Regions from separate parts of the Homo sapiens genome. Here all the other regions are linked to region 2. The links are chromatin loops, found by intact Hi-C in ENCODE. Cell type or tissue: dorsolateral prefrontal cortex. All regions are shown on one strand. Region 1 holds the start of CTNND2 (catenin delta 2). Region 2 overlaps CTNND2 (catenin delta 2). Region 3 overlaps CTNND2 (catenin delta 2). Region 4 overlaps CTNND2 (catenin delta 2). Region 5 overlaps CTNND2 (catenin delta 2).

Region 1 (5,000 bases), 640 kb after region 2:
GCCCCGCCGCCGAAACCGGCCCCGGGTGCGGAGCATGCCCAGTGCCGCCGCGAGAGCGGCGCTTCGCCGCGCGCGTTCCACTTCTCCTGGTTTTCGCGGCAGCAGCGGCAGCCGCGGGAGAGAGGGGAGGAGGCCGCGGGTTGGGAGAGGGCCGAGCATCCTTGGGAACGCACGCCCTGGACCTGAGATGGGTGGATGCTCCGGAGCTAGGCGAAAGCTGGAAGGGACCCGGGAAGGGATGGAACCCCAGGTTACTCCGCTTCCCTAATTCACGTGCAAGGCGCTGACAGTTGACTCTGGTGGGGCAGATGTCAGCCTGCAACAAAGGACCAGGGTGCGAGGGGTCCTAGAGTGGCCAGGTGGGTTGGGGGAGGGAGGCTGGCGGAACGTGCTGGTGAGCGCAGGTAGATGCTCTTGCAGATCCTGTGATTCCAGAGCTAAGGAGGCACGAAGTCCAGCAGAGGTCTTCTCCACAGCACCTGCCCAATCTTGCCATCACCTTCCCTGTTCAGATGGCATGTTTTTGGCGGGTAGTGAGGGTTTCTCCTTAGGCAAAATCACTTCAGATTTGAAACTGGAATGTCTGTAAACTTCCTGCAAGAAAGACCCTTGCCCAGTCTGGAACTTGAGCAGATTAAGTTCTCTCTCCTCCCCTTCTTGTGCCACCTTGTCCTCCTCTCTTGGTATCTTCTGCTGCATCTCTGCCACCTTCTCTTCCTCCTTTTCTTCCTTATTTCAAAGTGAACCACTCCCCTGATCCTTCCCCACAGTCTTCCAGTGCATCTCGCATTGCCTTCTTCACGTTCAAATCAGTTTTCCATATCACCTCCTGGCTTGACTGCTCCTTGACCCCATCGGGACTTCCCCATGCGTAGCCTGCTGTGAAATACAGCAAGTGGAATCACCGTATTCAAAGTCTTGTTGAAAAACGAAACCCAAAACATGTGCCAAGGAAGGCCTCTGGGCCTTCGCCCCTGTCCCTCTGATTCAGCAGCAGTCAGGACGGGGCTCACGTCTGCTGCATTCACAAGCCAAGCCAAGCAGGGCACAGCCTGCCCAGGGGCCAGGTCGAATGTTCCTCCTAATTATGCCACGGGCATGACCCTGAACACCGCAGACTGTCTGAGGTTGTGATCTCCTCCACCCCCCCCACCCCCCCCACCCCCGCAGAGCTTGTTTCTGAAACACAAATAAGCATGACAGAATGCAGGAAATTGTAATAAAAGGGATTTGGTGCTTACGATTCTCAGTAACATTGTGCTTCTATTTTGTGTTGAAAGAGATTATCCAACAAACTTAAATGATTTGAATATTCAAGTCTATTCTTTATTATACTTGGGAGTAAGTTGAAATATAAATGGAAGTAAGAGTGAAGGAGAAAAGCGGTACAGAGGTTAAATAGGTAACAAATAATTGCTAGGAGGAGCAGATTAAGCAGACTATTGACAACAGTACAAATGTTCGCTTTTATTCCTCCTACCCCAGGTGTGGACATGCACACACAGGCTTTGTCTCACCTGCAAAAAACAGTTCTCCAAGCTAACTCCAAGTGTCTTAAAGCCAGTTTGATATTAAAATATCCTGAGTCCTGTGAGGGAAGACATGCAAGACCATTTTTTTCATCACACGTTTAATTGTAATTTTTATCTTAGTTCTCAGAAAGGCAGTTCAATTACACTGAGTACGTGGTACAAGACAAATTAGCAGCACCATATCCATTAGGCCACATTATATTTCAAGAGATGTTCTTAGTTCCCACCTGAGCTTCTGTCAGTCTGCTATCGTTTGGTTTTCTCTTTGCATCTTCTAACTCAAGAAGTCAGTGGGGAGGTGGAAAGGGAGATGAGGGGACATCAGTTACTCTTTAGATTAAAATGGAGGTAGATGTGTAGATGCTATCCACAGGTAATATATGTGTCTTTTATGCCTGATATAGATCTAAGTAAAGAAAATAATTTTCTAACGTTTTTTAGTTACTATCGAGATGAGCAATGACAAATTCTATCAACTAATTGTGTGTCTGGGAAATGAGCTGGAGGCAGTCCCTACAGATACTGTTGGGGCTGGGGCTGGTGTGATATGGTTATTTAGGAAGCAGAGTGGTAAAGTCCAATGTCCTGGACTGCTTTGATTTCATTTGCTCAGTGCCCCATTTCATTGAAACATTTATGACTTTTATTATTCTAGAATAATTTGTAACTTAAGATATTATTCAATTCACAATTAGATAATATTGAAAAATAAAGCAAAATGAACATGTATAATGTTAGATCTTGGAACGACTCACTGCTGCCATCTTTTGCCTCCTGCTTCCGATAGTTCCTATATAAAGGAATATTCTGAATCCTCAAATTCACTATGAGACTAGAACATTATTAGTTTATTATTTTCAAATTACAGTACTCAATGCTCAGTGAAAAACCTTCATTGTATTTCTTCTGTTTATGCATTAATAGAGTTATCTGATACAGAAATCACATATAAATACTAAATGCTATATCTCTTGATTTTTCAAATCACTTTTCAAAATTTGAAGCAAACGTTTTTATATGGAAGTGTAACTTAACTTTAGAAATAAAATCTAACAATTCCAAATATTTTTTATAAATGTATGTGTCTTATTTTGTAATTCAAAGTATGTCGATTTTAGGAGAATGGCATTCTTATTTAAGTCACAGCTGTTTCAATATGGCATTGTTTGTTGCTATTGAGATTCAAATAGAAGATAATATTTTTGTAATTTTTTAAGTGAATTACCCATTGATAAACAATTGAGAAATTTTCAAATTGGGAAATGAAATCAGGTGAGTGATTATTGTTGCTGTTCAGCATTTAAATAGGGAGAGTAATGATACTTCTTTCAATTCACAATTTAAATTTTAAAGCAAATTACCTGAAATAGTAACCCAATAGTGTCATCATAAGTACATGTGTGTATATATTTGGGAGGCTAACACACACTGTTTGCTCTTGATCATAAAAGTTATGATATTTGTTACCTGAAAGTATCTCTAAGTTTTTGAAGACTGTAAAGTAGTTAACTAATTTAAACTAACCATTTTAGTTAAGATCAACGTGTGGGTCATTTCACTATTTGATTGCAAACTTCACATTTTCACTCAAATTGCCTTTTATTATTGCTGCAACTCCTATGATGGTATCATTCATTCATTCAGCAAATGTTTATTGAGCATCCATCCGCTGTGGTTCAGTATTGGCCAAAATTTGGAGAATTAGTAGCAAACAATAGAGAAGACAACAAATTCCTTATCCTCCCAGAGTTTAATTATGAATTGGGGTTATGGGGGAAGCAGAAATTGAAGCACTGCAGAGAGGTAATCACCACCAGAAGCTGAAATGAGGAACACAAATGTCCTCATTTCTTCCTAATTGTCTGTGTGCCTCAGTGTATTGGCTTCCTGTTATGGGAGGAAAGTTCATCTATATTGGATTAAGCCGTGGTGGTTGGATTCTGTTACCTGCATCAAATTCAAGCTCAAATTGAAATATATGTTATCTGTAATGTCTCCCCTCTGCTCACTATAGCTGTTATTACTGTATTTCCCCCACAATGTATTTCCAAAAATTAAAACATTTTTTCAACAAAGTGAGTAAATGAATATGGTCTAAATCATATGTATTAGAAGATAAATTAAGGAATAATATAAGACCAGTTTTTTATTGTCACTGACCAATAAATTCATGTTCAAAGCATTGCACAATGAGTCCACCTCAACGATTTTTATACTGTCTCCCAAAATGAAATACCTCATTTTCAGTCTTTGTTCTCCTTAATGTTCTCTACCCACTCCAGTGTCACTCTCAAGTTTGTACAGAATACACGTTCTGAAATTGATTTACTCATTAAAATGAAATCCTTGAAGCTCTCATTTTATTACCCATAAATAAGCCAAATCTTGCCTCTTGCTTTGTTGTGAAAATTAAATGAATGAATCAGTCTATGATAAGCAAATGGCTCTATGCCTGGCAAATAGGGAGCAATTAGTAAATGATGGTGAACATGAGTCATGACATTAGAATATCTCTTTCACCTCTGCTGTTTTCGTCGGCTTGCTATATCAAAACACACTTATTATCTGATTGCGCATATCTTATTCAGTCATCAAGACACCTAGAAGATACCATTTTGCCAGTGAGCTTTTTCATATTCATTTCTTTCAAATAATCATTAACTAAATTTCTCCTACATGCAGGTAATTATATCATGCAGACTAATCATGAGAATTTACAGGGATCTCCATTTGGTAAACTGGTTGTGTTTCATGCTTTCACTGAATTTTTAGGAATTTGAAAATACATCACATTCAGATTACAGAGTCAGGTAGCTTACCTTTTTGTCATATTTCATCATGTCTATATATTTATATGCTTTGTCTACTCCATACAATGTGTTGCTTTAGTTTATATGTTGATAAAGTTATCTAACATTATTTTCCATATTCTCTGAGATTGTGTCTATGTACATAGAATATGTATGTGAGCAGTTTGATTTTCTATTTGTGAAGTATATTATACTTCTATAATAAGCAAAAATCAATGTTTCACAAAATCTTTACACAAATGTACTCTAACATGAAATGTTCAATTATTTGAAAAAATCATTTTCGTTATGATTCTGCAAAGATTAAACATATATTTTGTTAGGAATAGGAACTTAATGAATTTTTCAAATCATTGAGCATTTCGTGTTAGAGTATGTTTGTATAAATATTTTGTTAAACATTTATTTTTGCTTATTAGAGAAGTAACAAGTTCTCATTTAAAAAACTTTAAAAATCAGAAAGTTATGAAAAACATAATTCTACCACCCAGAAAAAGTATAGTGTACAAATGCCTATCCTCTTATTTACTTAAAATTACATTCCTACACTTTCCCATTCCATTTCTCAAACTTTTCTAAGGTTAGATTATTCTTTATATAATGAGTTTTCTGTTTTATACATTTTGACTGTTATCACATGACCTCTCCCGTGGTAAAT
Region 2 (5,000 bases):
ATCTTGGCAAAAGAAAGATATCAACAAGTTCGAAGCAAAACAAACACAGGCTAAATTGTATTAAATCAAAAAAACTGCCATAAATGTTCTAAAGAAGTTACATATGTTAGAAGATTCAGGAAATTAAAATTCAGAGTTATTGAACATTAGTGTCTCAAACAATCTGTGTATAGGACTGGAAAAAATAATGTACATGAGAGAACAGAGGAAACAAAAATCTTAGGGAATCAGTGAAAGCTTGATGTACATCTCAAAGTTTCTGGTGGTTTTCCTAGCTGAAAAAACAATTAAAGGGATTTCTTTCAAGTTTCTGGGGCACACAGGAGAAACCATGAGGGTGATGTCCCACAACACAAGCCCTTCTTTTGCAGGATGGTCCCACCCTCTGCAAAGCTCCTCTCCACACTGCAGACGGGCCTTTTACTTGCCCCCAAACCATACTCCTGTATTACTCAGTAGCGTTTTGCTGAATCTTTTATTCCCTTAATACAAAAGTACTCCAAACACTCTAGGAGCGTTTGACTGAGTGTTAAACTGTTCTGCTCAGAAGACATATAGCATTAAGTTGTCCAAAATCAGTTGCAAATCACTCAGCATCACTGTATGTATTCTCTATTTTTTTTTTTTTTTTTTTTTTTTTGAGATGGAGTCTCGCTCTGTAGCCCAGGCTGGAATGCAGTGGTGCAATCTTGGCTCACTGCAACCTCCGCCTCCCAGGTCCCAGTTCAAGCAATACTCCTGCCTCAGCCTCCCGAGTAGATGGGATTACAGGATCGCACCACCATGCTCAGGTAATTTTTTTATTTTTAGTAGAGACTGGGTTTCACCATGTTAGCCAGGCTGGTCTGGAACTCCTGACCTTGTGATCTGCCCACCTCAGCCTCCCAAAGTGCTGGGATTAGAGGTGTGAGCCACCAGGCCTGGTCATCTCTTTCTATTTTTTAAAGTACCTTTCATTTACTGGTTCAGGTAGTTTTGATCCATAAAGACAAAAATCCACATTACTAACAGAATTTAGAGATCTTTAGTTGACAAAATAAAATAACTTTTTCGTCACCTAACTACAGCATGATGTTGATGCCTCTCAGATCCTTCAAATTAATAACTCAGACTCAAAAGGTATTGCTACCACTTGGGCTTTGTTTGAATTCTAAGTAAAAATAATTTATTTCCCAGAATACAGCTTTAGTTGAGCATGGCAAAATCACACTGGGCCAATGGATTCTCGCCTCATTTCCATAATTATCATAAATACACACAAAAGCATAAATAAAGAATAAGGAATTAACTTCACAAATATACTTGGAACAAGACATAAAGCTGCAGAGTGTCACCACATTTAACTCTCTGCTGTAATAAGTGCCACAGACAAATAGAGTTAAATGGGTTAATTAGTCACCAGTGGCCATTTTAATTGCAGTATTGAAAATCAGGCACAAATGCTAGAAGAATTCTCATTACAGGGTTACCTGGGCTTTCATGGGAGGGTTCGCTTGGGAGAGCGGCATCTCTAAAACATTGTGGAACTGATTACATCTCTTCCTCCCCTTTACCTTTCATAATTAGCTGTACACTATTAAGTTAATGCACATTTATCTACAACAATTCAATTCAGACTGCAAGAGAGAATCTTTCTAGTCTATAATTACACTCCAGCTTAATTAGCATAATTTCCACTGCACATATTTTAATAAAGAAGCTGCCATTATGGGTTGGCTTCAGAAGTGGAAACTCTTCCAGGGAGATACAAATGCTTCCTACTCTCGAACTGCCACAAATGCAAAGAGACGACCTAAAGCTGACTTTCTTTTTTGAGACGGAGTCCAACTCTGTTGCCCAGGCTGGAGTGCAATGGCGCGATCTCAGCTCACTGCAACCTCCATCTCCAGGGTTCAAGCAATTCTCCTGCCTCAGCCTCCCGAGTAGCTGGGACTACAGGCGCCCGCCACCACGCCCGGCTAATTTTTGTATTTTTAGTAGAGATGGGTTTTCGCCATGTTGGCCAGTCTGGCCTCGAACTTCTGACCTCAGGTAATCCACCCACCTCGGCCTCCCAAAGTGCTGGAATTACAGGCGTGAGCCACCGTGCCCGACCTGAAGCTGACTTTCCATGAGACAGTACTGTTGGGAAGGGCATGCTTCTGCAGGAGGGGACCTGATGGATTCTCCCCACGTGGAGCTAACGGCTAATCCTCAGTGATGGCTGATGGCTGGTGATGGGTGATTTGGCAATTGGGCTACGTGGTGATGGGGTTTGACCTCATCAGTCTGTAAATGTCTCATCTGAGAGGCTTGAAAAACATTTCTACAGTTTATTTTGGATCTGCCTCTCCAGGGGAAAGCCATTTGAGTGCCTGCAATCCAGCCACCACTAGATGTCACCAGTCATTAACTGGGACACAGATAAATGAGCCCTTTAAGATATTTTTATTAACTTGAAAGACCTAAGCAACTGGTTGTCTTTTCTGCAACTCCCTTGTGTGGGGGCCTGTTAACAACGAGGGAACCAATCTATTTGCCCAGCCCTGAAATGGCAAATGCCCACCGTGTGATTTAAAAGGACTGCACACACTTTGCAAATGTTAGAAACCTGTCCTGATAATAACCAGAATTGTCTGATATAAAGGAAAATCTTCAGTTCTAGTAGCTCATTATATTTTGCACAAACATCTGGCTATTCAAATAAAGTTCGCAAAAAAGATTTTGCCAGTGGCATTAATGTTCTTACTAGATCCCTTAGAGAGAAGAATGAGAGGCATTTTGCCTCCTCTGAATTTCCTGATGTTGAACGTGAAGTCATAGTATGATGCACAAGAAGATGGGCTTTGAAAAAGAGTAGGAAATCATCGCTGTCATCCAGAAAAACTTTAATGAGAAAACTAGAAAGGAGGCAGATGGAACAAACCAATGATTGTTGCGAAGTCCCAAAAAACTGTTTCAAATCCAAAAGTGGCAATGGTAGAAGGTGTGATTCTACCAATGGTTGAAGAGACCTTGAAAGAAGTAGGGGTTTTTAGAGATGCTAGACACCAGCATCATTTCTGGAAAATCCAGGTAGGTGCCATGAGGCACGGAACATGTGTCAAACATTTCCTTTTCCACATGGATATTTAAAAATGTAAACATTTTTAAAAACCTATTTTGAGTGAGTTTAAATAGTAATTTCAGTAAGGTATCTTCTCAGTCACCAAAGATTCGATTTAAAAATAATGCAACAGCCCAGGCACGGTAGCTCATGCCTGCAATCCCAGCACTTTGGGAGGCTGAGGTGGGCAGATCACTTGAGGCCAAGAGTTCAAGATCAGCCTAGACAACATGGTGAAACCTCATCTCTACTAAAAAGTACAAAAAATTAGCTGGGCGTGGTGGCATGCACCTGCAGTCTCAGCTACTCAGTGTTGGGGGCTGAGGCACGAGAATTGCTTGAACTTGACCTGAGAGGTGGAGGTTGCAGTGAGCCAAGATCATGCCACTGCACTCCAGCCTGGGTAGCCTGGGTGATGGAGTAAGACTCTGATACACACAAAAGAAAAAATAACATAAAAATAACATAGCAAATATATATATAAAGTACTATCACACTATAATGGTGTAATGGATTAAAAAATGATGTAATGAAGACTCATTTATGCCATCACAATCTGCATTTTTTTACCACAACACTAACCATTTAGAGCTCATGTGCCTGCAGACAGTTACTTAAATTTGTACTTATGTCTTCAAAATTACGGGTAATTTTTTTTCTTTTAAAACAAGATGTTCATTGCAGGGAGCAATGTGCACACTGACCCTTTTAAACTCTGCCACTGTTGCAAAGGTTTTCAGTAGGATTCTCATAGCGGTCTGAAGAGATAGGGAATGTTAGTTAACAAAACTGAACTGTCCTCATTTCAACCATGCATAAATGCTCACTCTGTTCCTTTTACCGAAACTTTTCCTTTAGAAATACAACAACACAGCTAAGAGCATGGCCTCTGGAGGCTACCTGCCTTGGCTTGAGTCCAGCTTCTCTGCTTACTGACTGTGAGACTGTGGGCAAGCTACATTAGCTCCCCGGGATTTAGTTTGCTCAGCTGTAAAATGGAAAAATAACAGCAGCCAGCTTATAGAAGTGAAGAGGAATGAATGGGGGAAAGCGAGGCAGTGCGCTTTGAACAGCGCTTACCCCAAGCTAGTGATACTGAATCACTCATCTTTATTTGCTCCTTAGCCTTCAAAAATGTAAGAAAACAGCTTTATAACACTTTGGGGCCCTTGATCTGCAAAACTTCTCTTTGAAATCTATTCTCGTTTATTATAATAGAAATGCTAGAAAATAGTTTCCTCTGATTTATTGATCTTACCAAAATAGATACAGTCTTTAAAAACAGCACACTGTCTCTTCACTTCAGAAGGATCTAGATTTCAGGCTACATTTGCATTGTATTCATACCTAATATTCAACTGGACCACAGCACGTATTTAACTCATTGTACTGTAATGGGGTTGAATGAACTGACATAGATTGCTATGTTTAATATAAAGAAATCAGTGCTTCTGGCTCCACAAAGACCACATGAATAGGAAGTTCACAATAGATGGTTGGCATAAATGTCAATATTCACAAAAAAGGTGCCTCTCTTTGAAACTGCTGCCAGAGTTCCTCTCCAGACTTGTACTTTGGACCCCTGCAGAATGATTTTTACAGGAGTAAAATCCCTCCCCCCTCAGAATATGCAGGACATCATCTGTATTTACTTCAATATAACATAAACCAAAAGGCAGACCTGGTCAGAAAGTTAGATGCTTCTCTAGAAAAATTATGCTAGTGATTGAAAACGAAAAAAACACGGAGCCTTGAATTGCAGGATTATGTCAACCCTGGAAATATTAATCACATGACAATTATTTTTCAAAAATTTACACATGTATAAAACAACATTCACAAACATTGTATTTCACCAATTCTTAACTTCAAATGGGAAACAAAACTTTGTGGCAAACTTCAGTTAAATTTGTGT
Region 3 (5,000 bases), 450 kb after region 2:
GGCTGGTCTCAAACTCCTGACCTCAGGTGATCCACCCACCTCAGCCTCCCAAAGTGCTGGGATTACCAGCATGAGCCACCATGCCCGGCCAAAAGTACTAGTCTTGATACTAGAAATTTTGTTATGAAATAGTGATTTTTTGAAAAGACAGAAAATGAGTTTCACCTTACTCACTGTATTAGTTTGTTCTCACGCTGCTAATAAAGACGTACCTGGCAGGGCACAGTGGCTTACACCTGTAATCCCAGCACTTTGGGAGGCTGAGGCAGGTGGATCACCTGAAGTCAAGACTTGGAGACCAGCCTGGCCAACATGGTGAAGCCCCATTTCTACTGCAAATACAAAAAAAATTAGCCGGGCATGGTGGCAGGCACCTGTAATCCCAGCTACTTGGGAGGCTGAGGTGGGAGAATTGCTAGAACCCTGGGGGCAGAGGTTGCAGTGAGCTGAGATCACGCCACTGCACTCCAGCCTGGGAGACAGAGCAAGAGACTGTGAAAAAAAAAAAAAAAAGATGTGCCTAAGACTGGGTAATTTATAAAGGAAAGAGGTTTAATGGACTCACAATTCAGCATGGCTAAGGAGGCCTCACAATCATGGCAGAAGGCAAAGGAGAAGGAAAGTCACGTCTTACATGGGGGCAGGCGAAAGAGAGATTGTGCAGGGGAATTCCCATTTTTAAAGCCATCAGATCTCATGAGACTTATTTACTACCATGGGAACAGTATGGGGGAAACTGCCCCCATGATTCAGTTATCTCCACCTGGCCCCACTCTTGACATCTGGGGATTATTACAATTCAAGGTGAGATTTGGGTGGGGACACAGCCAAACCATATCACTCACCATTAATGCTATCAACACCTTCTTAAATATATTCCAACAATTTAAATAAAATAGCTTTATTGACTTCCATAAAATAGTCCAATGGCAATAAAACATCAGGACTCTTGAAATGAATTTCGCACATTCAATTCAATCTCAGTGGTTAAGTGTGAAATTTATTACTATTGTTACTCATGATCAATTAATAAAATAATTTCAATATTCGTATTTGTAGCTACTATGCAAAGAGCAGCTTCCATATTCCAGGCACTACGACAGGCCCTTTCCATTGAATCCAAAAGAAGGAAGATGTCTCAAAGGGGCACAAGGACACTTTGCACAGCATAATTCAAATAGTGGCTAATGTTCTTAAGATTTAATGAGGACTATCTAGAGTCTCCTATCCCACCTTTTGTGAGAATTTCAATTGACCCAAGATTTCTGGAAACCCCAGAACTTCATGTTCTACTGGTCATCTGTGGCTCTGAGCTCCCGCTTCTGTAGGAAATATCTCCTTCTCCATTCACGGACAATAACTATTCTATGTGCTGACTGAGATGAGCAACACAACTTGTTCTCCTTGATTTCCCCAAAGCCTCTTGATATCAGACATTGGCAGGTGCTGGGACTTGCAAACACACTTGTGATCCAGAGGGTTTTAAGTCACAGCAACAAAAATGACCTGATTATCAAGAGTTCTAACACATTTTCTTTTTTTACAAAAAAAAAAATAAGAAAAGTAAGAGAGAAAAAATCTACATCTTCTCCCAGAACACTGAAATGTAACATGTTGAAGTGTTATCAAGGAGCTTTGAAACGCCTCCTGCACTCTCTCTCCAGCGGATTTATAGACCATCTCATGTAATAATCTGTCAATAAGTTAAATTCTGAAAGCTCATTTATTATTATTTTTTCTCTACCAAATATCCTCTCCTCTCTCCATATTTCCTTAGTGACTAAAGAAACTCCAGATTCACCATTGGATTTCCTGATTTAATCCCCAGCTTGAGACTGCATAGTCTTTACTGCTTAATTGTCTAAGAGAGATGGCAAAGAGTAATTCATCAAGCTGATATCAACTGAGGAGCACAGATTTCCATGGGCATCCTAATAAACTAATATGTGTTTGTAAAATGTGTGTTATTATATGCATACATTCCATTACAACACTGAGAGCTAACTGTCTTCATTTTATCAGATAATTAAAATCAGTTTCAGAAATGTTACATAACCAAGGCCGTTCAGTAAGAAAATGCTGGAGGAATCTGAAGTAAGTCTACTGATTCCAAATGTATCACTTTTTCCATCATGCAGAATATTAGCCCACACTCTATGGCCACTTATGAATCAGTCCTTAAAACAAGATGGCATACTTCTCCTTCAGAAGCGAGTGTCACGTAGCTTACTCTGTGTCATGGCAGAAGCCATGAAAATTACCTTATCCTTAAAATAGATTACAGCCCAGTAGTACTGAGTGACTTTCCCCCTAATTAACAAAGATAATCAGATGTCCCACCTCAAGTCCTTACCTAGACTTGTGGTGGAGACAATGGTTCCTAACGCTACATAATAAATTGTCTGTTGTTATAGATACTACATATTTACAAAGTATGGATATCTCAGACCACAGAGGAAAGATTCTTAGCAGGAACAACAACAACAAAACTATATTTAAATGTTGTCAAGATTAAAAAATAATATGCAATATTTATCCTTAGCGATGAAATACTAATAAGTAGATTTTACTAGCTAACAAGTTATATGTCAGAGTTTAACAACATCTATGATTTGGAGAAGACCTTAGTTCATTTAGTTAAATCTTCACTCTAATTTAAGTCCCTCACAGATATTCATTCAGATTCTCCTTGCTTAATTCTAACATCTAGGACTTCGCTACTTCTCTCTTTGAATTTGTGGGTAGCTCTGACATATACACACACACACACACACACACACACACACACACACACACACACCACAGATCCTTTCCAACTTTTTTCGTACCCTAGTATCCTATGTTTCATATGGTAGTTAGAAAAGGATAATATATTTTGAGCATGCTGTGCAAGGCAATGGACGAAGCCAGTGCAAAGAGCTTACCCAGCCACACCCCAGGCTAAAAAGAATTGCATCTCAGCACATTTACTGACAAGCGATGGTACATCTCTGTGCTGCCACCCACTGGTCAAAAGGTCTGTCATTGATTACTGTTTGTCAGTGAATTTCCCAAAGAGACAGCAGCAACTGGCCGTACTTGAGAGTACTTCCCTAAATTTGTCATTTGCTGGCATCTTTGAGACCATTTTTTCCATTAAAAAAAAGTCTACCTTATGAACACATCCCAGAGGCAGATCTGCAGTGAAACTTGCCATTGTCACTAGCAATGTAAACCCCAAACCTATTTGTTCCTTCCAAATATATGGGGGGCTACTTAAGTCTTTGAGTTATTCCTTTCAGGCTTAAAGTTCCTCAAGTTTGTAACTGAGATTCATATCTGGCACAAGACAGAGACCTGCCTCTCCTAAATTTTGACGCTTTATCCTAAGCTCTTCTCAGTTGTACAACAGTTATTGAACAAAAGTTTGGTTCTTCTTTTGCATAACCATATTTGAAGACAGCTCCTACAGCCCCCCTTCCTGTCTCACCCGACCACCCACAATTTGCAAGCCAAGCATCATTGATTTTCCCACCTGCAACATATGTAACTTGGTTTCTATATTCTTCACAGGTGTGGGTATGCTGCCGCGACTCATGTTTGGGAGCTTATTTTGTCTACTGACTAAATATATTGCTAATATTTTTAAATATAATATTTACATATTTTAAAATGTGTTGTTGGTCTGCCATGGAATTTTTTTGATGTTCTTAGGCTCTGGTCTAGCAGTTCATTTCAGTGTTACCTCAGCTCACTATTCTGCCTATAGTCAAAAAAGTCAGAAAACATCAAGTGTTGGCAAGGATGTGAAGATATTGTAATCCTCATAAAATACAGAAACAGCCTGGCGGTTCTTCAGAATGTTAACCTAGTGTTGTCATGTGACCCAGCATTTCCACTCTTAGGTTTTTATTACCCAAGGGAAATAAAAACATATGTCCACACAAACTTGTACACAAATATTCACAGCAACACTATTCCCAATAGACAACAAGTGAACACAACCCAAATGGCCATCAATGAATGACTGCATAAATGAAATGAGGTGTATCCATACAGTGGAATATTATTTGGCAGTAAAAAGTAATGAAATCCCGATGCATGCCACAACATGAATGAAACTTGAAACATTATGATAAGCAATATAAGCCCTTTAGAAAAGACCATATATTTATAATTCCATTTACATAAAACAATCAGAATAAGAAAATCTGCAGAAGCAGAAAGTATAATAGTGGTTTCCTGGAGTGACTGTGACTATACCAAAACCACATAAAAAAGGGAACAGTATGGTATGTGAGTAAATCTCAATAAGCTGTTTTTTTTTAAATTCACCCCAGGCTACATAGAATCGTAAGACTTAGAAGTAGAGAAAATGGTCTAACATGACTGATTTTTTATAAACATGGAAAAAATGAGTGAATTGGTTATCTACTGCTGTGTAACAAACCACCTCAAGATTTACTGACTTGAAATTACAACCACCATCTGCTTTGGTCCTCTATCTCCAAATATCAATGAGGACAGATGGCCTCTGCTTCACACAGCATTAGCTGGGGCTCGGGGCTCCACTGCTGATGGCTCACTGGAAAGGTTGCTAAGTCAGTGCTGGCATCAGCCAGGAGTTCAGATGGTGCTGCATGCCTGGAGACTGCGTGCCTGTCCACATGGCCTCTTTACAAGTGTCTTGAGCATGTTCACCTCATGGTGACTGGTTTCTAAGAATGAGCATCTCAGAAGAACTAGGCAGGAGGTCTACTTCCCTGTAGCCCTGGTCACATGCATTCCCTTCCACCATAGTCCTAAGCCTAACTGGAATGAAGAAGAGGAAATATGGAGCTCGTCTATCAACGGGAGAGGATCAGATTCTCATCACAAGAAGGATGGGAGACATAGGAAATTGTGATCTAGCACTCTGAAACAAGACAACTTACCATAGTGAGTTTTAGGCTAAGTTTATTGTCACAATTCCCCTGTTTACTTCGCCTTCCTGCAATCTTTATTTGTGGTCCACATTTCTA
Region 4 (5,000 bases), 230 kb after region 2:
AGGACAGCTGTCAAAAATCATCATAACCTTTGCAATGTGAGGAATCATAAAATAAGCTGCTGGGTAATCTTTAAGTGTGAGATGGAAACCGGGTATAGCATTCAAAGCTCATAACACAGAATACTACCATGCACACATCCCATATATCGCTTTATGATGCTAATAAACCACACATGCCCATGTGGCTTCACATGAACTCTGCAACTACCACATGGGGCAGGTAAACGGCATTTTACTGGCATGTTCTCAGAAAAGGTGAAAGCATCAATCCATGGTTACTACCCTGTGGCAAAGGAGCTTTTAGACTGGTGTTCTCGCCTTTACAAGATGGGCAACATTCTTCATTTCCTGAGGTCTTGGTACAAGGAAGGTTTTATTCAGTAGTGTGGGTGTGTCTTACACATATTTGTAAGTATGTGTAAATATCAGAAAATGCATATGTAGATATCTGTACATATGTCTATATATATGCTTTCTGTGAATGATTTTCAGATATCTCTTTCTACAGCTATATATATATATATGTGTGTGTGTGTGTGTGTGTGTGTGTGTGTATGTGTGTGTATCTGGACTTTCTTTCTCCTATCAGCCATTATTCCATGAAAAAGAAATAAACTAATACAAAGTAGTAAAATAAAAATTTCTATACATATTAATAGATATATATGTCTTTATTCACTAAGAGGTATATACATCTTTCATTAATAAAGATATATCTATCATTAATAAAAATATATATTCATTAATAGATATATACATACCTATATTTATTCATGCAATTATTCTTCATATAAATATTAAGAAAAGGCTGGGTGTGGTGGCTCACGCCTGTAATCCCAGCACTTTGGGATGCTGAGGGGGGCAGATCACTTGAGGCTAGGAGAGTAAGACCAGTATGGCCAACATGGTGAAACCCTGTCTCTACTTAAAAATATAAAAATTAGCTAGGTAGGGTTGTGGGTGCCTGTAATCCCAGATACTCAGGAGGCTGAGGCAGGAGAATTGCTTGAACCTGGGAAGCAGAGGGAAGATTGCGCCACTACACTCCAGCCTGGATGACAGAGCTGCAGTGAGCCCAGATCCTGCCATTACACTCCAGCCTGGATGACGGAGTGAGACTCTGTCTCAAAATAATAATAATTAATCTTTATTCATGCAATTATTCTTACAGTTACTGGGTTTGAATGAGTGACCTGCGTGGCCTTGCTTAAATGACCACATCCTGGCCTGCTGTGTGGAAAGCAAAGGGATGGGGTTATGATTCCATCAGTACCTTTCAGTCTCACCTGCAGAATCCCTGAGTTTGAAGTATCAGGGATAACTGAGGTACAGGGGAAGGAACTGAGATTTCAGGCTCCACAACTTCAAGCAACTAAAACTCCATCTCTTGGGTTAAACTATAGGCTGCACTTCTGAGAAAGATTTCACTAGGAATTCTCCATCAAAGCAGACGTGAAAATCATTGATCCTGAAGGTTCCTTAGAGCTGTACACTTCTGCCATTGAATTAACTTAATGTTTAAATGTATTGTAATCTTATAAAGAATGGCATCTTCTTATCTATACATCTGAGCAAAACACAGGCAAGCACAATATTGCTGCTTTAATGGAGATATATAATTGTCTAGAAGTCATGTATACTGGGCTGTGATTTATATATCAATGCAAGACTTTGACAAGAGCTGTTGCCTTACTTAGATTAATTTCAGTTAACTGTCAGTATTCAACAATAGTTAAATTCCATTTAGCAGAATTCTAACCTTCAGACTTCATTTTATCAGAATCAATGAGGTTTTACTTAATGTCTTATTTCAGAAGAACATGCTATTCTTTTAAGAAAAATTTTGAATTTGGCTTTACTAATTTTCTCTATAAATATTTTCAACATAGGAAAAAGGTTAAGGATATGAAAAAGGTTAATTTACTATTATTGTAGATTTGTAGCTGCGATAATTTAGAATTATGAATTAATACTTAAATATAAATTTTTAGATACATAACATTAAAGAGATGTCAAATATTACAGTGATTAAAAAATCTTTTTATTAAAAAATGGTAGAATTTGGGTATAAGGAAAATTATTGAAATTTAAAGGACTGTTAATTCAATATCTATCCCTCAGGAACAAAAGATCTATTTGTGGTCCTTAAGAATATAGTAGTTGTCACAATATCCTGATTAGCAGGTTTCTAAACCTTCTAGTGAATAATTATTACAATCACTGCTAATAGATTAAGTGAACTTCATGAACATTTTCTCACTCTGATGATAGGGTCAATTTGTTGTTATATAATCAAACATGATGGACCTTTTGGTCTCACATGGCCAAAGAGAAGGACAATTTTCATTGGTAACAGACATTTTTTGAAGTTCAGTTTTACCAATCACTTACTGCATTCGTCTGTTTACAAAAAAAGAGAGTGATTTCTCATCTGTAAATACCTATTATAATATGGCTCAAGTACCAAACGTGTGTGAGTGGTATTTGAAAGAAAAAAAAATTTGAAATAAAATAAATACAAATAATTTTCAAAGAGGTGCTGCCACCTTTTGGTTGAACTCCCCTGAAGCATTCGCTCATTTCTGAAAATTTGCAATAAAAATGAGAAATGCTTGATGAAAGGACTGTGAAAATATGAGAATAATAAGCAATTCCATTATGTCAGTATTTCTTATTTGGATGGCTCCCAATACTTCTGATAGGTTTCAGAAAAGAATAATTGATATGAAGTGGTTTTTCCAAATGTTAGTATGGCAGTAGAAAGATCCACTTCAGAAATGGAGAAATGTTCCATGCTTTATTGAGGTCAGCCATATTAATGCTATGCCTCTGATACCAATTGAGTCAATAAAAAAGTAATTTTTATTGTATTGAACAAAAGACCACGAAAGATCACTTATACTTTCTGTTCTCAGTATTCCATTCAGACTCAAATCTTTCATTTCATCATTAATTATTTCTCATATCTGTGAATATCCTTTCACCAATGCCATTCTCTAGATATAGGAGGGGTCAACTTTCTCCTCACTGCTTGACTTACAAGTTCTTTAAAATTGCTTTCCTTCCTAAGGAATCAATTTGCCTTAGTGTTTAAAGAGCAGAAGCCCCTTACGAAATCATTTTGCCACAGTGTGGCTACTTTAGTTGTCATCTGATAAATAATTACACTAAGAGTGTGCTTCATGATTTTTAACAACTGTATTTAACTGACTCTGACTTGAAATTGGAAGTCTTTTTTCAGTCAAATGGTCACCTTTATTAATTATCGAAATATGTGGAATGAATAGAAAGATTAGTAATCATTTACTAAATGCCAAATACTTCACTTTAAAACCTCATCTTGAGGAATATTTAGTAGCATTGCTGATATTTACAGTATTTCTTCTATCCCCTTTAAAATAATTATTTATTCAAATTAATAACCTAAAAACCAAAAACTTGCAGTTTCCAAAATGCACCTGTAGCCTAAAAGAATCAAAGCTAACTATGTGAGCCACAGGCTAATTCTAAAGGACTCAAGTCAACTGAGATTTAATCCAGTTTTTGTACTGGCGTCAACCTTGAACTGCCCTTGAGTCCAGATACAAGCTGAGACCATCACTTCCCCTTGAGATCTGCATATGGGGACTTTGGACTCTTGGCTTATTCTGGGCATCTTCACATTCCAGGAGGCAGTGCAGGGCTTCCATCAACGACTCTTCTTTCTCTTGAACTTCTGCATTCCCACCACTCCCTCTCTCCTGCCTCTGGCAGAACAAGGCTTGAAGTTCAGCTCTTAAGTGACTTTTGCAACAGAAAATCACCGAAGTTCTGACTCCAGCAGCTCTTGCTGACATCTGAGGAGGGTGAGGACACCTAGGCCCAATTTCCCAGCTCCTCTCTGCTCCCACTCCCCCCAGTGACTTCTTCACAACCCCTCAACCCAGTGGCCCGAAAGATGCTTCTCCCACAAGAGGACCTGTGTATCTGGCAGTACCTCAAGTCATTGCTATGATGTTGTTATAATTCTTCTCCTTTCCTCACCCCATGCTGTCTCAGGTCTTTTCCATATTTTCTCACTTGATATCCTTTAACATGCTTATTCTGAATCGGGCTACACTAAATACAAGTGAACACAATCCCCCCATTACCTTCCCTTTTGTCTCTCCTTACCTGGATAAAATAGCACCATGAATACTCTGCCAAGGGTATTTCTAAAGTGCATTCATCTATTGCTGTTGTAAGGCATGAACAAACAGTAGAACCCATTGAAAGCCTGTGTCTTGACCTCAGAACAGTCAGGAATGAGTGGTTTCAGGTGCACCAGGCCAGGGCTGGAACCTCACTGCCTGTCAGCACATGCTGTGCAGCTCTGCTACCATTCAGAACTGTCACACTGAGAACATGTTTGGCTTCCATCCTAAAGATCATTTAGGTCATCAATGTTTTATTGTAAGATTTCTTCACAGGACTAGTCCAATTAGAGCTGCTCTTTATGCACATGACGCAGAAAATAGGGGTGTCCAGGGCAGCAGCACTGGTTATATTGCATTCCATCAGAAAATGCACTTGGGGCTGTGGAGTCCCCCTCCACCCTAAGGTAGGAGTGTGTATGAAATATTACACATGTACATGGTGAAGTTGGGAAGGTTCTACATAATCAGGGAGGCAAAGAATCCCTCATTACTGTCAGTAAAAGGAATTTGCCACAAATTTGGCAAATTTTGCATCTACTTGCATCTATTGATGCATTATATTCCTAAAGCCCTACACTCAGTCAGTTGTTTTGAATTCCAAATTCATTTTCCCATAGAAACAGTGGTATATGTTAGTTCCAAGTTCTGCTTATAAGGTTCTTCAACATCAAAGAACACTATTTGGATTACACTAGCCATAAAGCAGGACTGGTGACATGGTGTGAGAGTGGGACTGGGCCCCACACCTGGGAGAAGAAAGAGAGCCAGCCCCTCCTGAGTTCCTGAGTTTTGACTGCCTGATATCGGCATATTACTGGGCTAGGT
Region 5 (5,000 bases), 350 kb after region 2:
ATGGAAAAGGGAATTCAAGTAAATATAGTAATAGATGGTACACTGATGGCTAATATCTATCCTTCAAGGGCTGCTAAAAGTTTTGGCTCCTTTATTTTTCACGTATTTAGGACTTTAACAACATGCCCTATACCTTCATCATTCTCTGCCTCCTCTACCTAACCCTATCAGGCTTTTTTTTTTTAATACCATTCATATCTAACCATACCAGCTACTTGTGTCATGATGTCCATTTCATGTCATTTGAAAAATCTCAAAGGAAACTCTCCATCAATTACTGACCCACAATCCCCTACACAAAACACTTGGAGCTAGACGTATTTCTGAATTCAGAATGTTTGAATACAAATATATTACTATAACTACACTGTGGAATCAAAGAGAAGCACTTAGGATCAACACGTTAAAGTTTCTGCAAAAATATGCGCAATTTTGCTCACAGTTAGTGAGATTAATAAAACTATAAAGAGCTGCATGCTAGTTCAGGTCAGGTTTGGACCCAAAAAGGAAAAAACTTCTGGCCACTTGTGTCCTTAACATCTTGCTTAGAACAAGCTGCTAATTGCTCCTAGGAAACGTCTTCACAACATTCACTACACACTCATAAACCCACATACATGTCCACACAGGTGCATGCACATATATCTTATAGATTTTGGAGTCAAATGATAATAAATGTAATTTGGTAAAAATACTACTTAAGCCTCTTATTTTTCCACACCTCTGACTATCCGAAATTTTACCAAGAAATAATTACCACTGCATGGTACAGTTTACCATAAATTGATTTTTTTCACAGTCATGTCACTTTATTCTACTCAAAGCAAACACTTATGATTATTACCCAATCAATCTTTCAGGAATTAGGCGAGCTTAATTTTACATATATTGAGTATCATTTGTATACTCATTTTATATGATTTTATCCGATTATTGTATCTATCAGATATTCATTCTCAGCTAAATGTAAAATACATTTGAGGAAACATAATTAAGTAACTAGAAACCATATTCTGTTTACCTCCATTTTTAAAAAATTATGCAACTTTGGAACTTGTGTGAATTCAAGAAATATATTTTGCAAAATTAATCGACAATCATTTTTAAAAGTTATTATGTTATTTCTGAAGTTTTGTGGTGTATGACTTTTATTTACATGCACTAAAAACATAAAAGTCCTAAAAATAAAAACAACTCAAAATTATTCTCAGGCCAGGCACAGTGGCTCATGCCTGTAACCCTAGCACTTTGGGAGGCCAAGACGGGAGGATCACCTGAGGTATGGAGTTCGAGACCAGCCTGGCCAACATGATGAAAACCCATCTCTACTAAAAATACAAAAAGTAGCCAGGTGTGGTAGTGCATGCCTGTGATCCCAGCTACTCCGGAGGCTGAGGCATGAGAATCACTTGAACCCGGCAGGCAGAGGTTGCATTGAGCTGAGATCATGCCACTGCACTTCAGCCTAGGTGACAGAGTGAGACTGTGTCTCAAAAACAAAAAACAAAAACCCCAAAACCAAAATTTATTCTCAGTATTTTTTCTTTCCTTTATCTGGCACTGCATGCAGTCTGAGAGTACAGTTGATATGTAGTCCTAGTGGGTTACTCATTAATTAGTCTTTTTAAATCCTATGTACAGGAGTCTCTGTTGATCAGAAGCCATATGCACTCTCTACATGGGTTGTAATAAATATATTTTAAATTTCTGAACTTGTTTGCATGATGGCATAGAAAGAAGTTTAGATAAACATTCCAAACAGAAGGCATATGCATTTTGGCTTGGCTGAGTTTATAAAAATGACATGATCTAAAATATCTCAGTTTCTTAATGCTGCACAAGTAGCTGGAAATTTCTCTCACTGTACTCATCCCAGCTAGAGTCGTAACCCTTCTCCATTAACTACTGGTGCCATCTGTTGGTATGAAATGAATGGGCATCCAGATTGGTGGGTATTTAAATCACTCACAGAAGAAAAATCATGTGATTCACCTTATTATCTGACCTGTGAAGTTTCCATCATACTTTAGTGATTAGATATTTTCAAATATGTTTTCAATAAATGTTTAAAATAATGTATGAAATGCATTTCAATATCAACAAAAAGCATTTTAATCGATGATATTTTGCATTTCTTGATTTTAAAATATAAATCTTAAATAAAAACTTTGAAAACAGTAGCTTCATCATTATTTTTGGTATTCTTTCCAAGAAATGAATAATGGCTAATAGGTATCCTAATCATCCTTTTTTATTTTCTGTAATGCTGATGTTTTGACATCTTGGGACCTGGCTGACCTGGAAGGGACAGCTCCTGCCAGTGCTTGTGTACCCCTAAAGAGAGTAAATGACCAGCCCAACAGCCTACCTTTCATATGCAAGGTAACCAATCCAGTGCCCAATCACATCACTGCCTCCTCTACAGGGCTGTCACATTCAGGACCAATATTCCCCTGCCTAGTCATCCCAGGGGCAGAGAGCACACAATCCAGGACAGCGCCTACAGCCCACAGCCTGCTGAAATTATTCAAACTATCCAAACCTAAACCTGTTTACCCAGCCTTATTCTTCCTTCATACAGAAAGCCAAATAAAGGCGCTTGCCCACATTTCCCCTTTGCTCCCTCTGCCTCCTGACTGGCCCAGTGCTTGTCCGTATAGCCTGGAATATCATGGGGTGCCCCTCATTTTGGGAACTATGAGTAAAGAACTATCTTTTAATAGCAGTTGTCTCCTGGTCTGTTGGTCTCACAATGCCTGAGTTATAATAAAACTTACCTTTCAAAACAATAGGTCACTGGGTCTATTATCTGTTTTGAAGTCCCCATGATTATAACCTGTGACATCCTGGGCTCTTTATATCTGGAGGCTGGAGTTGTTCTTCCTAGTTCCAGGCAAAAGTGCCAGGTGACACTTAGCCTAGTGGCTCGGAAGCCTATTCCCAGAATTTCTGGATGTCGAATACCTGAATAGTCTATTTAGTGCTCAGGGCATATGAACCTCAACATGGCCCTGATGGAACACATGACTTATTAGCCAAAATGTGGTCTGCTTGACCCTGTCTGTCTCATGCCAGAGATCAAGAATAGTTGTAGGTCCTGGCTCACTGCTGTTTACTCAGCCATTCTCAGGAGTCTCCTGAAAGAACGGTGTATATGTGAGTGGATGAGTATCTGCATGTGTGTACACACACACACATGCATCCATCTAAAATAATTCTGCCATATTCAAACATATAAAACCAATATTTAAAACATTATGGAAAATAAGTATCAGATTTTAGACTACCACATTTATACTTCTTAAAAAGTAATTTTGTAATATGGATACATTGGTGGATAATTACTGGTAATATTCTGGCAATGCAAAAAAATCTGTTCAGTGTAAATTTCATGTTGATTACATTAATCATTATATTTTATTTGTAAGTAGGTTTGAATTATCAAACATAAAAATTTTATATTTCCAGTAGCATCTTTGCTGATTTCACTATTGAAAATTAATGCAGAGTTGATTCCAGATTTTTCATTTATATTATATTAGAGGTTTTTGTTAGATCACAGATTTAACTTTGGAATTTGTATTTTTGGTTGAGAAAAAATCGTGTAAATGGCATGCATTTGTAGCTTATAGAAATACATTTAAATCATTTAAAAACATGAAAGAAATCAAATATAAATACATAACAAATACAATATGGTACAGTTTATTTTATTTAGATGTTTATAGATAATATATCAAAATGCACTTAGCTTCCTTCATGCAACAAAAGAGAATGTTGTAAAAAGGTGACTCTGGGTAGGAAGCAGCTTTACTCCCAACCTTTAGCATTAATATCTTGGGAAGAGTAAATTATCTTTGTTATATGTTTCCCATCTGAAAATTTTAAACATCTAAGCTGTCTCCTAATGCTAAGGATTGCCTCATTAAGCATATGTAGGCGGGGCTGTCATAGTTGGCTGATTCTATAAGCTGTCTTGAAGCACTTTCCTTCCCTTGTCCCAAACTCTTTGCATCTTGCAAATATAATACACAAACAAAATACAGTATTTTTAGATGAAATATTCAGCATCACTTAAAATTAAAACTAAACTCAAATTTGTCAAATGGATGCTTAAAAATCCAAAAAGATCTAAGTATGAGTAACTGGGACCTGATACCAGGTTTATCATAATGCTCACTAAGAAATAAGACAGAAGAACATCACCCCATGCCTTCTTTGGGATTTACAAACAATTACCCAACATAAATTTCTGGTAAAAAATCATGCAAGTTGTTCCTCAAGGTCTAAAAATACCTTAAAATTAGGATTTTTCTGTAGAAGTTTATAATGAATAGATTCTGTTTCCTAAGCTAAGATTTAATTTAAATGAAGACCAAAAAGTAAATGAACTTATTTTCTTGCCAGCATAAAACAAGATGACTGTACCCTTGATTGAGGGTAAGAAACTAGCCAGCTTAATATTAAACATCAATTGCATGCAACTACATATAATAGGTTTTGCAATAAACACAATAATAATGTAAGTGTTTTGACTATTTGCTGTAAGAGTTCTTATCAGAAATGGACATCTCAGTTATATTCATATGGGTTCATAAACTGAAGAGTTTTTGATGATTTGGTCGTATTCCAAACCATTCTAAAAGGTGCAATTGATTGAACTGGCCATGCAGTTAAAATGGCTAAAATGATCAGATTGACTATAGCTCTGTCAGGTGCTTATCAGAAAAACACGATCTTACAGAGGCAAATCTGCCCCCACAAAAGCATGGCTCAGAAGCCATTCCTACCTCCATACAAACCTGGACCCTCAAAAATATATTCTGAAGTATTCATTTATATCCTGTCTACTTCAAAATGGAGTTGAGACAATTATATCAAGGGAGAAAGAGCCCTAAAAGCAAACACGCAAGTAAAACTAATATCATTCACATTAATTTCAGAATGATTAAAACAACTGTTTTACCCCTTAAGCATGTAAGATTTCCACTTCTTAAATC

What was found. Hi-C counts contacts between places; a loop is a spot of excess contacts. Peaks named below come from ENCODE experiments on the same cell type or tissue, not always from the same donor. Only the 100,000 strongest peaks of a DNase experiment are listed, where the experiment ranks them.
Region 1: a loop joins it to region 2, with 3 times the contacts of the local background. A loop is called at or near these places in 3 of 110 quality-filtered maps.
Region 3: a loop joins it to region 2, with 3.0 times the contacts of the local background. A loop is called at or near these places in 15 of 110 quality-filtered maps.
Region 4: it touches region 2 in a loop (4-fold over the local background); 44 of 110 quality-filtered maps call a loop at or near these places.
Region 5: a loop joins it to region 2, with 4 times the contacts of the local background. A loop is called at or near these places in 28 of 110 quality-filtered maps.

The regions. Positions count from the first base shown.
Region 1 is chr5:11,904,418-11,909,417 of GRCh38, forward strand. It overlaps CTNND2 (catenin delta 2), which reads right to left and starts at 29. Exons shown (of 22, transcript NM_001332.4): 1 at 1-29. In dorsolateral prefrontal cortex, a CTCF peak has its summit at 2,301; DNase peaks (open chromatin) are centred at 134 and 2,295; H3K4me3 peaks cover 1,101 bases; H3K27ac peaks cover 1,147 bases.
Region 2 is chr5:11,265,084-11,270,083 of GRCh38, forward strand. The region is part of intron 9 of CTNND2 (catenin delta 2); the gene reads right to left. Among named protein-coding and RNA genes, the nearest start is that of CTD-2154B17.1, 480 kb to the left of the region's middle. In dorsolateral prefrontal cortex, CTCF peaks have their summits at 2,358 (motif pointing right) and 2,564; a DNase peak (open chromatin) is centred at 2,378; H3K27ac peaks cover 2,150 bases.
Region 3 is chr5:11,717,078-11,722,077 of GRCh38, forward strand. All of the region lies in intron 2 of CTNND2 (catenin delta 2), which reads right to left. Among named protein-coding and RNA genes, the nearest start is that of CTNND2, 180 kb to the right of the region's middle. In dorsolateral prefrontal cortex, a CTCF peak has its summit at 3,016 (motif pointing left); a DNase peak (open chromatin) is centred at 2,994.
Region 4 is chr5:11,491,983-11,496,982 of GRCh38, forward strand. All of the region lies in intron 3 of CTNND2 (catenin delta 2), which reads right to left. Among named protein-coding and RNA genes, the nearest start is that of CTNND2, 410 kb to the right of the region's middle. In dorsolateral prefrontal cortex, CTCF peaks have their summits at 2,544 (motif pointing left) and 2,745; no DNase peak of the experiment used is centred here; H3K27ac peaks cover 1,841 bases.
Region 5 is chr5:11,617,916-11,622,915 of GRCh38, forward strand. All of the region lies in intron 2 of CTNND2 (catenin delta 2), which reads right to left. Among named protein-coding and RNA genes, the nearest start is that of CTNND2, 280 kb to the right of the region's middle. In dorsolateral prefrontal cortex, a CTCF peak has its summit at 1,922 (motif pointing left); no DNase peak of the experiment used is centred here.